Regions from separate parts of the Mus musculus genome. Here regions 2 and 3 are each linked to region 1. Evidence: chromatin contacts called from ENCODE POLR2A ChIA-PET data. All regions are on one chromosome and are shown on one strand. The core of a region is the stretch at or near the end of the contact, and the rest is flanking DNA. Distances in the headings are between cores, read along the strand shown.

The links. ChIA-PET counts read pairs that join two places held with the same protein, here RNA polymerase II (POLR2A).
Region 2: POLR2A ChIA-PET joins it to region 1 with 14 read pairs in Patski. The contact joins the promoter of Naglu here to the promoter of Stat3 in region 1. POLR2A ChIA-PET finds 5 or more read pairs at or near these places in 4 of 5 experiments (Patski and embryonic stem cell).
Region 3: POLR2A ChIA-PET joins it to region 1 with 14 read pairs in Patski. The contact joins the promoter of Plekhh3 here to the promoter of Stat3 in region 1. POLR2A ChIA-PET finds 5 or more read pairs at or near these places in 4 of 5 experiments (Patski and embryonic stem cell).

The regions. Positions count from the first base shown.
Region 1 is chr11:100,936,504-100,941,456 of GRCm38, forward strand. Stat3 (signal transducer and activator of transcription 3) reads right to left here and starts at 3,037. Exons shown (of 24, transcript NM_213659.3): 1 at 2,753-3,037. It overlaps Gm46295 (a long non-coding RNA gene), which reads left to right and starts at 1,835. Exons shown (of 2, transcript XR_001780333.2): 1 at 1,835-1,983; 2 at 2,570-3,739.
Region 2 is chr11:101,066,929-101,071,974 of GRCm38, forward strand. It overlaps Naglu (alpha-N-acetylglucosaminidase (Sanfilippo disease IIIB)), which reads left to right and starts at 3,166. Exons shown (of 6, transcript NM_013792.2): 1 at 3,166-3,573; 2 at 4,152-4,299; 3 at 4,968-5,046. The coding sequence starts at 3,197.
Region 3 is chr11:101,169,666-101,174,690 of GRCm38, forward strand. Plekhh3 (pleckstrin homology domain containing, family H (with MyTH4 domain) member 3) reads right to left here and starts at 1,707. Exons shown (of 13, transcript NM_001346769.1): 1 at 1,060-1,707. The coding sequence starts at 1,221. It overlaps Ccr10 (chemokine (C-C motif) receptor 10), which reads right to left. Exons shown (of 2, transcript NM_007721.4): 2 at 3,333-5,013. The coding sequence ends at 3,949. It also overlaps a transcript of Cntnap1 not described here.

The sequences.
Region 1 (4,953 bases), core at 1,787-4,286:
AGATTTAGGGCTATCCTTCAAGCACTCTTTAGATGAGTTTTTTGGTTTTTTTATTTGGCTAGAACTTTAAAATCCGAATGACATAAAATGTGTTCCGTGGTAGAGTGCTTGTTAGCAACCTAGGTTTCGTCCCCAGAAAGGGAGAAAAGGAGAGTAAAAGGGAGGGAAACTGAGGGAAAGAAGAGAGCAGGGAGGGACAGAAGGCACAGGTGTAAGTAATAATGCCTTGCTCTCCTTAATGACATCAACGTGTTGTATTAGACAATAAAGCATTTATCAAGTTGCTCCAACAGCCTGCAAATCTACACACAAGATGTCACTCTCCCTAGCACTTTTCACAATGTCAGAGAGGTTAAGTATTCTCTGAGCTGTACACCATCACCATCTCTTAGAAAACATCAGCTAAAAGGCTTCTGGGCTTGGGCATCAAGGAAGGTGCTCACTACCTCCGCGCCCTTCTCACATTTGGATGTCAAGACAAAAGAAAAAGGAACTTTCTACAGACAGAAACGACCACTGACCACAAGGCTCTCCGGCTGAAATGTCATTGAGGTCACAGCCGCCCTTTAGCTAAAATTTGCCTAAACATCTCCATTAAAAAAATAGCTGAAGTTTGACAGTAAATTATGCTAACAGGAGAGGGAGAGAGGGGGAAGGGGGAGGGGAAAGGAGAGAGGGGGGAGAGGGAGGAGAGAGGGTGAGACACAGAACAGTTACTTTGGCTTTCAGCTGCCAATGTTTCATTATTCAGATTTTCTCTGATACTTCTCAACAGGGAACATACTCACTCTAAATTGAAACTGAATACTTAAGCATGGACCAAGAAATATGTAAAAGGCAGACGTTAAACCATTGTAACTCACGATGCCTTAAGGCAAGTGTCTAGGCCTATTGGCCTCAATTTCCTTATCTACAAAATGAGGTTAGCATTCAGTGAGCCACCTAGCTATCTCTCAGCCCCTATCGAGAGCCTCATAACTGAGGATTATCTCTAAGTGGTTATTTGTCCCGATGAACTACAGATGAAAATAAAAGATTCATGAATCTGCTAATGGTTCTTTGTGGGGAGTGTGCTAACACTAAGAACAAACACTCCAACATTTTCATTATTATTATTCCAGATTCTCTTCCCAGTGGTTCTCCCCAAAAGCCCTAGGTTTGATTCCCAGGACCCAGGTGGTGGATCACAACCATCTGTCACTAGTTCCAGAAGCTCTGATGTCCTCTTCTGGCCACCTAGGGCACTGGGCACACACTGGCACAGACGTGCATGCAGGCAAAACACTCATACACATAGAACAAAGATAAATAAAGTCTAAAACTAAAAAAAAATTAAAAGATCCCGCTTAGTGTTCTGGTCCGGCACATGCAATAATGAAACAAACATGTTTCCTCAAGGAACATAGACATTATTTAATATAAAAAGAGAAAAAATGGCTGGCTCAAATCCTAACAGTCTAATTCCACATTAAAAAGAAGATAGAAGTGATTTATTGCTTTAATATATTCACGTCCATGCTGCACCTACACTGACAGCCCAACATTCACAATGCATACACAAATAAGCACTGTAGTAAACAGCAGGTATAAACTACACACACTCTGAATAAGGAAACTGAATAAGCACTGACAGTACCCATACACACATCAATTGATACAACCGAGGGATGTGGACCAGGTATGAAAAAAGTGACTTGAGCAACAGTCTGGATTTTGCCAACTTACCAATTTATAGCCACACACCCCCCAACAGGTAAAGTTTACACACAGAACTCAGCCAAGGCCAGCCTGTCTTTGTTTCCCTAGCTTCTGCTTTTACACAAGAGCTTGGCTATGAGACAGAAAACTCCCACTCTTGATTGGCTCACCCTGGCCTGTGCAATTAAGCAACACCACGATCCAGTAAATGCAATGGCTCAATTATTTATCGTCTCGTCGAGTTTACCAGGTGTTTATGAGAGAACAATGTCAAAGAGGAAAGAGGTTTGTTGCTCTTTAGAGCTGGTTTGGCCAGGGATTTATTTTGAATTGGGAAAAAAAAAAGTGTTCTTAACAAGGTGGGGGAAATCATAGCTTAACACAGAAAGAGATGGGAGAGAATTTAGAAAGGATACAAGTTTGTCAATTTTCTATAGGAAATCTGATTCTTAAGAAAAAAATCTAGCCAGTCCCAGAGGCTGGGGGGGGGGGGGGAGGGGGAGGGGGAGGGGCGGAGAGGCAGGAGGAGAGACACAACAGTTCCCACCTCCTAAGTGGGTACAGCTGACTACAGAAGGAACGGGAGCAAGGCAAAGAAAGTGGCTAGGCAAGGAACGGCCAGGCCCAGCACAGGGGCAGGAAGGAGGCTCCTTCTAACGCCTCCACCCCAATGATCTCCACCTGAGTGGCAGTGGCTCTGGTGGCCCGAACGTCCCTAGCCTCCGGGAGCAGTCACAGGAGGGCCGCTTCTGTCAGTTCTGTTACCCTCAGCCTAGAATGTCCTCCCCCCCACGGTCCTACACCCCCCAGAACTCCCCACTCTCTCTCCGCATCTCCCCCTCGAAACTTACAGCGTCCCTTCCTTTCCCAGGCTGGTTCCTGTCATCCGGACGTCAGTGCCGCCGGGACGACCCTGTGTGTCTCCTCCTATCCTCCTGCCCCATGTAAGTGTCCATTCACAGCTCTAAGCACCCCCACAGCTGACGAACCGTGGGGTCCCCCATGCCGTCCCCCGTGCCGTCGGGGAGGTGGCCCCACCCTGCACCCCCTTCACCTGTCTCCGGGGCTGAGGCCCGACTGGCCGGCCTGCGCTGACTCCAGGCGCGAGCTGCTGGGCTCCCGAGGGCCGCCTGGCCTCTCCTAGCCGACGCGGTCAGGCGACACCGAGCGGGGTTGTACCTCAGCGATCCGGTTAGGGCTCGTTCCCTCCGCCGCGACGTCGGAACCCCAGGTTCCCCCTCCCTGTCTACACTGCAGCTCCGGAAACCGCTGAATTACAGCCCCTCCAGCCAATCCCCACCCAGCCGCCACTGGCCAAGACACGCCTCCATGCATAATTAAGGAATGGCCAGCTGGCTAGGCCACCCTGAGGCCTCCGGGCGAGCGCTGTACTTCCTAAGCCCCGCCCACTAACCAATGAAAAACGCCTCTAGGAGAGAAGGCGGGGTCGAGAGCTCTGGGCACACCTCCCTGAGTTGGCTGTTCTGAGAGCTTTGTGCTCCTCCCTCCGCGACCAAGGGACGCGCAGAGGCCTAGCTTACAAAAAAGCCCGGGGGGAGGGAGGAGACATTAGCGGAATGTCCTGCTGAAAACTCAGCTGAGTTCCTGGCAGTGCGTGACGTCAAGACACTTTAAATGCCCTGATACGGCTCGCTTCTGCCCGCTCTCCCTTTTCCCGGCCCTTGGCACCACGTGGGGGCGAGTTTGTGAGCTCCTTACCACGTGGGAATCAGCCACTTAGGCGGTCCCCAGGTGTCACCCCACTTAAGCATTTGGGTTTGTGGAGACATCAAAAAAGAACATGGGCAACTCCTGGCTGCTCTGAACTTCAGTTCTGCGTGATTATGGGCATACACCCGGAAATATGACGTGGAAATAGAGTAATTACTAGATTGCGTGGGGGAGAATAGTGGCTATAACCCGGTTCTCTGTTCCACCATTTCAAACCTGAATCTCAACAGCAAGGCTGATTGGTCAGCTCACAGAAATGCAGAGAGCCTATGCATGACAGCTGACACGAATACACAGTACTTGCCATTTCCACGTGTGTCTGAGTTCTTTTTTTTTTAAACTGTTATACTGGGTCTTGAAATTCTGAAAGATAGTTTTGACCAACTTGTTTCCATTAAAAGGTACTTATTTTAGGAGCTAGAGGGATGCCTAAGTTAAGGGGACTGCCAGGCTGATCCTGGTAAAAATTCAAGTTCAAGTTCCAGCATCCCACAAGATGGCTCTTAGCCATTTGTAACTCCACTCTGGGGTCTGGGGGGGGGGGGGGGATCTGAAGCCCTCCTCAGGCCTCTGCCCGCAGCAAAGACACACACCTTGTGCAGAAAAACGTGCAGACAAAATTAAATCACTTTTAATTAGGCACTTAATTTTAAGAACTGAAGCTAACACACACAGAGAGAAAGCCCATAAAATATTCTGATGATTTTAGGATTCATTGTTAACATTAACTAGTCTTTCACCATTAAACTTAAATGTCCAATTGAGACAAACCAGTTCTTCCACACTTTCCCACTACTGCTTAACTAGAGTGGCAGGAGTTAGGAGTAACATCCATTTAGTCTTTTGGGGGGGGTCTTGACGCTCTTGAAATTATCTGACCTATTTCACGTCTTGTATGTTGGGAGTACAGATTTTACTGAGTTGGAATCAGCAGTTCATGGTACGTGTATATGCTTGGCTTTCTGTCATAGAGAATGAACTCTGCGTACTGCAGTGATTTGTATGTATATGTGATGGTAGGGACTTACAAGTACACCTATTGGTGTTTGTATTGCTGGTGATTAGCACAAAGAGAGATAAAGATAAAAATCTAAAATCTACAAGGGGCTGTTACCTCTCCACAAAGATAATCCCCCAATGGTATATTTTAAAACACAGCTAATATACACAGTTCAGGAAACTTCAGGTTTTTGTTTTCTTACTAGTATCCTGTTTTCTTGAGACAGGATCTTAGGATCTCAGAGATTTTTTTCCAGCCTCTATCTCCTGAGTGAGCTGAGATTGAAAACATTCCTCCCACACCTGTGGAAGGCTGCAGATTTTTCTGTTTTTAAAGATTTGTTTATTTATATGAGTACACTGTAGCTATATACTTCAGACACACCAGAAGAGGGCGTCAGATGCCCACTACAGATGGTTGTGAGCCACAATATGGTAACTGGGAACTGAACTTAGGACCTCTGGAAGAGCAGTGCTCTTAACTACGGAGCCATCTCTCCAGCCATGTCTGTTTGTTTCTCGAGA
Region 2 (5,046 bases), core at 1,916-4,415, 130 kb after region 1:
GATCAGAGTCGGGGGAGAGCAGAGTCCTTAGCGAGGCTGAGTTCTCAGAATCCCGAAGCTTCCGGTTTCCTCCAGCCCGCTGAAGATGGGATGGCCTGGGCTGGAATGTGTGGAAAGTTAGGGGTGAGGAGCAGGCTCCGTTGGGCCTGTTTCTAAGGGGCGTGTTCTTTTTCCTCTACAATTTCCAGACGCCATCCTGAGATCCTGGAACAAGCTTTAGAGATGGCAGCCGCAGGTCTCCTGGAAGCAATGACCCACCTGCAGGGGCAGCGCTCAGCCTGCCCAAATCATGTGCTGGGTGTAGGCTGCCCCCTGGTGGCCACACAGGGAAAGAATGTCTCATTCTTCACACCAAATGGTTAATTAAGGTTGTAGCAGGCTTTTCAGGGCAGGGCAGAAAGAATTCTGGGATTGTTCTGGAGTGCAAAGGCAGAGGGACAGGATGGTCAGAGACAAAAACCAAACAACAACAACAAACCAGAGCTGGAGAACAAACTGAGACCCAGCCAGCTTACTTCACACATTAGTGAAAGAGTGGTAACAGCTGTCACACACTAGAAGGCTCAAAAGGTACTCAAGGCAGATGGTGAAAGTGAGTTGTATCTGTGCCAGCACCCAGGAAGCAGTGGCAAGAGAACTAGCAAATTTGAGGTCAACTTCATCTACATAGAAACTTCCAGGCAAGCAGGTCTATTTAATGAAATCAAAAAAGGAAAAAGAAAAAAAAAAAGAAAGAAAAGAAAAGAAGAAACAAACAGGGGCAAAACCAACAGCAACAAAACCCCATGGCACACTTTTTGGTTTTTGGTTTTTATTTTGTTTTTCGAGACAGGGTTTCACTGGGTACTCCTTGCTGTCCTGGAACTTGCTCTGGCTGGCCTGGATCTCAGAGATCCGCCTGTCTCTGCCTCTTGAGTGCTGGTATTAAGGGCGACCACCATTGCTGCCCAGCTAGTGACACATGCTCTCAATCTCAACACTTGGGAAGCAGAGCTCTGTGGAATCAAAGCCAGCCTGTACACAGTGGTACCCAGAGCTGCTTGGTGACACCTTGTCTCAAAAAAAAAAAATGGTGTGGGAGTGGAGTGACTAAAGAAGAGATGGTTTAATATTTAAGAGCACTGGCTGCTCATCTTCCAGAGAACCTGGAATCTATTCCTGGCACCCACATGGTGCCTCACAAGCCTCTGTAATTCAGGTCCCAGAGGATCTGTAGCCCTTTTCTGGCCTTGCAGTCATTTGTGGTATATAGACATATATATACGGGGACAACACACCCATAGACAGTTAGTTAGTTAATTCGTTCATTAGTACCCCACTCTAGTGCACCTGTGCACATGCCGTGACTGGTATGTGGAGGTCAGAGGACAACTTCTAAGGATCATTTTCCTTCCTCCTCTTCCTTCCCCTGGGTCCCAGGGACTAAATTCGGGTTGTCAGGTTTTGTGGCAAGTGCATTTGTCTGCTGAGCCATCTCACTCTGCCCCCACCACCACCACCATTTTTTTGAGGTTTGCTCTTGTTCATACTGGTCTTAAACTCCTTGGCTCAAACTACTGTCAGCACACAAGTCCATAAAGCTACCACAATTCCCCTGTTCTAAGAAAAAAAAATAGGTGTACCTATAATCACAGGAATTTGAGATTCTGGGGCAGGAAGTTTACTTTGGCTTCGAGGTCAACCCAGTCTATAGAATGAGATTTTGTCTCAAAACAACAAGAAGAAATTAGAAAATGAATTGGTAAAGGAACATCGATTTGTCTATAGTTTGGTCTGAAGTCAAAATTTCTGGTTTCTTTGAAGACTCCTTTGTGTCATGTAATGTTTTTCTAAAAACTGTCTTATGAGAGATGTTTTGGCTAAAGCAGACCCATGAAAAGATGATTTGCTAAGAATAGACACATGATGTTCTTCTAGAGACAGCCTAAAAGGGGGGGGGGTGGATATGATGTTTTACCAGAGCATATACTTGAGAAAACACATGATGTTTCTTTTAAAAAGACATAAATATAGCCCAAGGGACAGTAGACACTGCCAGATGGTGTTGGTTCACCTTGCCATTCTTTGTTGGTTATCATTTGTCATCACTTCATAGAAGGAAACGCACCAGGTAACTTCTAACAGCTTTATGACAATGGGTAAGTCTTTTTTTTTTTTTTTTTTTTTTGAACGTACTGAACACGAGTTTTCCTTTGAAATGCATTAATTTAACAGACCACCAGCTTCCAGCATCCTGGAAGCTAAGAATGTTATCTGAAGCCTGCAACTGATTCCCAGATTCACTATAACCCACTTCTGATGTCTCCACCAATCTATTCAAAAAAGTGTTTTGATATGTGCTCCATTACTATAAAAACTTCAAATTATTTCCACATTGGAACATGGAAACTGGGTTGACCTAAAACTGTTCCAGGGCCATGGTCATTCATATTGGGCTTCAGAATAAGCTCTCAGTCCTTTTGAAGCGAGAGTTGTGGGTTTTGCTGTCAATAGAGGACAATCTCGGGTGTTACCTTCTACCTTAAGATAAGGTCTCTTCCCCATCTGTCACTTTATACATCAGGGCAGCTGTCTCCAGCGCTCATCTCCCGGGAGCACTGGGATTGCAGCCTCCCAATGCTGGGACAGCTTTATGTGGATTCTGCCAATTCAAATGAATGTCCTCAGGTGCAAGCGCTTTATCCACTGAGCTATCTTCTCACCCAGAGAAATCCTTATTTGGTTTCCAGATCTTTAGCCAGAAATGACAACTGAGACTTCTCTAATATAAACAACAGTCTGATACGAAATAAAATCCAAATACACATTTATTAGATGAGGGGTTAGAATATAGCTTAGTGGTAGAGCCAAGTCTTGGCTGGCTTCAATTCTCGTCGCTTAAAAGAGTGGCTAGATATTTGGAAGGGAAGTGACTTGCGGAAGAAAGAGGGCCGAATCTGAAAGGGCTTGGGCATGCGCAGCGTCTCATCGGGCCGAGGATGTTTCATAGGGTCACGCACCCTCCAGCCACGAGCGCGGTCAGCAGACCCTGACCAGTGTCTGAGTCCGGAAACCAGGTTCTCCGGGCGGGTAGCAGGAGCCAACCTTCAGGTCACGTGGCCCGAGGTCGGCAGCCGATTGGATGCTGGCAGCCCTGCCCCGCGGGCCCGGAGCTTGGTATTGGTTGTGAGGGGGCAGCGGCCGCGCGGTTGGCATCATGGAAGCCGCGGGGCTGGCCGTGATTCTGGGGTTCCTACTCCTGGCTGGGGGCTCTGTGGGTGATGAGGCTCGGGAGGCAAAGGCCGTGCGGGAACTGGTGGTCCGGCTACTGGGACCCGGGCCGGCGGCCAATTTCTTGGTGTCCGTGGAGCGCGCGCTGGCGGACGAGTCGGGCCTGGACACCTACAGCCTGAGCGGCGGCGGCGGGGTGCCAGTGCTTGTGCGCGGCTCCACGGGCGTGGCGGCAGCCGCGGGGCTGCACCGCTACCTGCGTGACTTCTGTGGCTGTCAGGTGGCCTGGTCCAGCGCTCAGCTGCACCTGCCGTGGCCGCTGCCCGCTGTGCCCGACGGGCTGACCGAAACCACGCCCAACAGGTATTGATGCTGTGGGTCCCAGACGGCTGGGGCAGCTGCCTGCAGCCTCGGGACAGCCACCGTTGGTGAGGACCAGCACACCTAAGTCGGGGCTGCAGCTACAGACTCGCCTGGAGACTGAGAAGGAAGTGCTGGCTCGGGGATCTGTGCCTTCAAATCTTGGCTCCCCTCTAGCTGTATATTCTTGAGCCAAATCATTTAGCTTCCCAGCCCCCACTGCTGGAAATAATGACAAACTATAGGAACTGTGAGCCCTCTTCATGAGAGAGACCAATTTTGCCTTATGGCACTGACACCCTAAGACACCACAGGATGCACAGCAGGAGCTCTGGGCATGTTGAATAAAAATGAAGTTATGTATTCACAATAGCTACTAGCTAGGGAGGTCTGCGGGAAGTTCCAGCTTCACCCGAGGTGGATTTGGAATGAGCAGGAGAGGAGGCACATTGAAACCTTTGCCCACTGTCCTGTATGCGTACTGTGTTGGGGTTAGTAGCTGCCTCTGGCTGCCTCTGAAGTGTTCCAGAGGGGTGAGTGAGGCATCCCATATGTCCCCAATAATGTGCCCCTACCCGCAGGTACCGCTATTACCAGAATGTGTGCACGCACAGCTACTCCTTCGTGTGGTGGGACTGGGCCCGTTGGGAGCAAGAGATTGACTGGATGGCACTGAATGGCATCAACCTGGCTCTGGCTTGGAATGGCCAGGAGGCCATCTGGCAAAGGGTTTGTGCCAACCTGGCCCCTCACACTCTCCTGCCTGCCTTACATACACCCCTGCCCCTGGGAAACCGAGGCCTTCCAGGGTGGGACAAAGTATCTGGCAGTATATGTCTGTAATCCCAGGACTCAGGTAGAGGCAGGAAGATTCAAGATTGAGTTCCAAGGCAGGAACTCAATCAGGGCAGGTACCTGGAGGCAGGAACTGAAGCAGAGACTTTGGAGCAACACTGCTTGCTTCCTGACTTGGTCAGTCTTTCTTATATACCCAGAACCACCTGCTCAGGGATGGCACAGCCCCCAATAGGCTGAGCCCTTCCATATCAGTCACCAGTCAAGAAAGTGCCCCCACAGGATTGCCTTCAAGCCAATCGGATGGGGGTATTTTGTCAATGGAGGCTGCTTCTTCCCGGATGACCCTAGCTTAAGTAAGGATGACGGGGGGGGGGGGGGGGGGGGGGGAGCCAGAGACTCTCCGTGGTTTGAGGGAAGCCTCTTTGTGTCCCAGAGAGTCACCCATCCCACAGACATGGAGCTGTTTCCTGGACCGTGAGCTCCCTGTAGGCTGAGGTCCAGATCTGTCTTAGTAGCAGTAGTCCCCAGCTCAGAGAGGTGGTGAGCAAGAACTTGTCCAATGACGTGGTTTATAGGTAGGGGCTCTTCCTGCTCCACAGGTATACCTGGCCTTGGGCCTGACCCAGTCAGAGATCGATACGTACTTCACCGGTCCTGCCTTCCTGGCCTGGGGACGCA
Region 3 (5,025 bases), core at 457-2,956, 230 kb after region 1:
CTCCCAGGTCCCACTCTTTCCCTGGGAGCCTACCCGTTTCTTTTCTGGAGGTTCTGAGTGGGGCTATCCACCCCTCTACCAGAGGGCAGGTACTGATCCCACCCCACCCCACCCCCCACAACTCCCCTAATCTCAGTCCCTTGCTTCCCTCCTCCTCCCCTCTATATTTATCTGCCCTCTGCCTCGCCAGGTGCTGGCGCCTGCACTGGCTGCGGTGCCGCCCGCCCCACCCAGGAATGGAGCCACCGGACTTGCTGGGGACCCCTGAGCGGGGTTGGGGGGAAATGGGAGCTGGACCCAGGCCACAGCACACAGAAGCCTGGTTGCCTCTGGTGGGTAAGGACGTGAGAGAGGTCTCCTCGAAAGATGGAGGTCTTACACACCAACTGTGCCTGAGTGTCTCTCTCCCAAAGGAGATTTGATTAAAAAAAATTTTCAGCCACCAAGTCACCCTCACCCATTCCCTCTGGTTTCCCAGGAACCTCACCAGAGAAGGCAGAGAGTTCTGTCTTAAGTGGCGGAATAATGAGAAGTCCTCAAAGGGCCATCGTCCCGAGCCTTTTCTTTGTGGGGTCCCTGATGCAGACCCCAATTCTAGGATGTCTTTTTGCCCTCGCCCAGGATACTGCGGTGGGAGCTCCCGCATCTGGCCCCAGTGCTCTTGAACTGAGAGCAGAGCGAACCCAGGCGTTCCAGCCGCCCAGCCGGCCTCGCCACATTCCTTGGCTCTGGCGGAGGCGGAAGGAGACGGGATGGGACGCGGGCCCGGCAGGGAAGGGAGAGGCAGGGCCAGGTTGGGCCACGCGTGACGCCTCCTCTGCCTCAGGGCCCCCAGCAGGTGGACAGCGCCTTGTGTGCAGCGCGAAGCCCACAGGCGCATCCCTAGTAGGGCTACTTGCCCCTGGAGCTCCCGGGGCTCTGGCCCTCAGACAAGAATCTCCCCCACATTTGCAGTTGGCCAAGAGGACTGCGTTTGGCCCAAGTATGGAGCAGGCTCAGGCGTGACGGCCGGTTGTAGTGAGAAAGATTGAACTCGGTTCTAAATCCCTGTAGACTTACCCTCCCGCCGCCCGCTGGACTCGGGGTCCTTAGCTCAAAGGTCTCGTCGTCCTCGTCTTCGTCCCCGTCCCCGCTAAGCTCGCCGTCCCCGTAGTCCCGGTGCAGAAGAGTGAAGCCTCGACGGCAGCAGAGAAGCCACCACAATCCCCCGGGGAGAGGCATCCGGGCGAGCAGCCTGGGAATGGGGGCGCAGGCAGTGTTGCCTGAGCAGCAGGGAATCTGAGAAACTGGAGGTACTCCGACCCGAACTGGGTAGAGAAGAGGTGTGACGAGAGGAAAGAAGGGGGCCGGAAGGAGGCAGTGTCCAGCGCTGAGGTGCAAAAGGACTATCACCAGAGCCCGCTGGGGGCTCGCTGTCTGGGCCCGGGCAGAGGAGGGGGGAGATAGCGTCCAGGGCCGGGGGAAGGGAGCCGGGAGCAATGTCCGGAGCTGGGAAGTAGTGTTCGTTGTAGTGTCCAGCTCTGTAGGAGCAGTGTCTGGTGCAGCAATCGTGGTGGGCGGTTGTCCAAGCTCCAAGGAGGGTGGTGTCCGGTAGGGCGTCCGGTGGCCGGGGCCCGGGCGGCGCGCGCTGCGCTCCCTGCAGCCCCGGGACTGGCGCGTTGGGGGCGCGGGCAGAGTTCCCAGACCCCGCCTCCCTCTCTGCCCCCCCTCCTTCCCTCCGCCTTCCCTGTTCTTTTTCTCCTCCCTTCTTCACAGGGTAGGGTCTACGTTGCGTCACAGCCTCCTCTGCCCAATCATTGTTCCTGGCGCCGGTCAGGGAGACCAATCCCAAGCTTGAAACCGCGGCGGGTTGCATCATGTGTCTCTGGCTGAGTGACAGTAGGGAGGGGCGGGGGGGGGGGGGACTGGGGAGGGAGCTTCTGAGGTCGGACACGGGGTGTCTGTGGCGTCACGTAGGACCGCCTTCGTGCTCTTGTTTTAACTCTTGGCTCACCAAGCAGCAAATTAAAAAACCCTTTTCGAAGGTCTGGAAAAGGAAGGGCATAAAGCTGGAAGGAAGCTAGGCTATTGACCTGTGATTACCTGTCACATCTTGGAATCCCTACAAAGAGCCTTACTACCTTCAAGGCATTCCACACCTGCGTGTGAGAGAGTTAGCTAGCTGCAAAGGCAGCTCCATCCTTGGAGTTAAAAGGGTCCAGATTTAGATCTTAGCCACCTCCACTTTTGAGATGAAAAAGCTGAGAAAGGAACTCCTGGAAGCCTCAGACAAAGATCTGAAATAAAAGTGAATTTACAGGGCATTGAACTGGAATGGGGAGAGTGGTTTGGCATGCTCGGGGATTCTGTGGTTTAAGAAAATCAATAGATCAGAGGCCTCTCAGGGCGACTATGCTGCATTTCTGAACAAGAAGGGGTTAACAAGGGCGCTAAAGAATACAGGGCGGGGTTCGCGCTACAGCTTAGACAGTGGGAGCGCGCACATACTCGAGCGCGTTGCTGACTCAGCGGCGATTCCCGCGGTTACGGGCGGAGGGTTCCAGGTCCGCTCCGGTGGGTAGTGTGCGCCTCTTGGAGGATCTGCGCAGTTTTCGAGCTTCTCCTCGTTTCTGACTCCAAGAGGCCAAATTTTTAAGTCTTTTACACCGCCAGAGGCTCTAGGACACACGACTAGCCGGGCTGGGCTAGGCTAGGCTGGACGAAGTGCAGACTTCAGGCCAACGCCTCCCTAGGGACGCCACGCCCTTTTTGCCCCTAGACTCCAGGCTGGAGCGGTGGTCTGACTTTGCTGACCGAATTCTAAACTGGGAAGAACTGTCTCATTGGAGCACAATCCTGGCAGTTGTGCAAAGCAAGGACCAGAAATCAATGCACCATCTCTAGAAGCCATCCTTATGGTACTTCCAGATTGAAGTGGTGTATGCTGAGATTTCTGAGGGCCAGACCACAACTATAACCTCCCTTCCTCTTCAAGATCCTAGACACTTGCCTGCTGGAGAGTTCTGTCTGATATCTAACCTCCCCTTTCCTGGCAAGCTATGCTCATTTCCTTTGGCTTGATCCCCGAGGGGAAATAATCAGAGTGGGCAAGCGCCCCACACTCTGAGCTCAGGCCCAGTAACACCTCTCGGAAAATTTGCAAATTGCAATCCCCCTCATTCATATATATATATATATATATATATATATATATATATATATATATCCTAGGTAGAAAAGTCCACCTTGACATTTTTCTATTTCTTCTTAGGCAGGATATTGTTATTATTATTGATCTTCCTGTCTCAACCTCTGGAGTGGCTGGGGCTACAGGTATCCAGTCCACACACCATCAGACTCAACTTTTTAATTAGCGTTTTTCTTTGCACAGCAGGACTTTAGAAGGGATCCAAAAACCTACCCCAAACTAGAATCTCTTGCCTCCAGCCTCTACCAGACCCACGCACGTACAGCTGGGGACAGCATCACCCCATACATTTCACACGCTGGGATCTAGGTACTTGCTAAAGCAGCCACTACTGGATAGCGATAGGGTTATTAGAAAGCCCTTTCTTACACTGACTCCCGAGGAGAAACCCCGCCCCTCCTCACCTGGCAGCTTTCCCACCTCACCTCGGTTGGCAGAGACCGAGTGAAGCATAGGGCGTGTCAGTACTCAAAGCTTTAGCCGACTCAGCAACCCCTGTCCCTTCACACCTCCCACTGAGACGCAAGCAGGGGCGTGGGGTGTAACCCACTGTCTTGGCCTTGCTGCAACCAAAGCTGGTAATTCAAAAATAGTAACAGTAGTTGGGTTGCATCTCATTTGCACAGAATCAATTTAATTAAGCGCAGAGGCAATCTCTTTAGATCCTGAAGTCTTTCTCAACGTCCCCCTACTTACTCCCCTTTCTATTACCCTCCCTGGGATTGTTTCTTTAGCCCTCCCCCTTCTCTGGAATTGTAGCCCTAGTTGTCCCAAGAGAGACTGTGGGTCTCAGTAGGAGCAGAGCAGGAAGAAAGGCGGAGTCGACGGGGGCAGCGGCCACGAGGGTTGGGCTTCGGGCTGCATCCTCCGCCCTGGAGCAGCCTCCGCAGGTCCCGGCGGAAACGCAGGCCCAAAAAGGCATAAAGCACCGGATTGAGGCTGCAACGGACCAGGGTCAAGCCGCCGGTGACCAGCAAAGCTAGATCCTTGCGCTTGCTGGAGGAGCAGCTCCGCTCGCGGGCTGCCAGTAGATCGGCTGTATCCAGCAGCAGGGCAAGGCTGTAGGGCAACTGCAGCACCACGAAGGCCACCACCAAAGCCACCACGACGCGCAGTGCACGCCGCCGCTCTGGCCCCCTGGCGGCCAGAAGCGTGCGGCCCAGGAGCGCATAACAGGCTGCCATGACGCCCAGAGGGAGCGCGAAGCCGAGGACCACCTGCGCCACTGCGCTTGCCCCTTTCACAGTCTGCGTGAGGCTTTCGGGAAAAATGAGCCGACAGCGTCGTTGGCCTTCACGTGGCCCGTCCCGGCTGAAAAGGAGCGCAGGTAGAGCCAGAAACAGCGACAACAGCCACACGAAGACTGAAACCAAGTGCGCTCGGCTAGGCGTTGAGGGCCGCTGCCCGGCTGGGAGAGCTCGTGCGATGGCCACATAGCGGTCGGCGCTGATACAGGCTAGGAAGAGGAAGCCAGCGTGGAAAGAGGCCGAGTAGAGGCCTGAGATGGCACGGCAGGTGGTACTTCCTAGATTCCAGCCCTGAAGAGCCCCTGCTGCAGCAAAAGGCAAAGTCAGGGCCAATAAAAGGTCAGCCAGGGCCAACTGGAGCAGGTGAACGGAGGTGGGAGATCGGGTAGTTCGTCTGGCTGCCAGATGGGTGGCCAAGACTAGGCCATTGCCAGCCAGACCCAGTACAGCCACCATCAGGGAGACACTGGGTTGGAAGGCCCGACTGAAAGCCTGGACATCAGCCTTGTAACAGAGCTCTGGCAGCGGCCCAACCGAATAGGCCTCCTCATCGTACCCGGAGTAAAGTCCCCAGGAGACCTGGTGGCATCA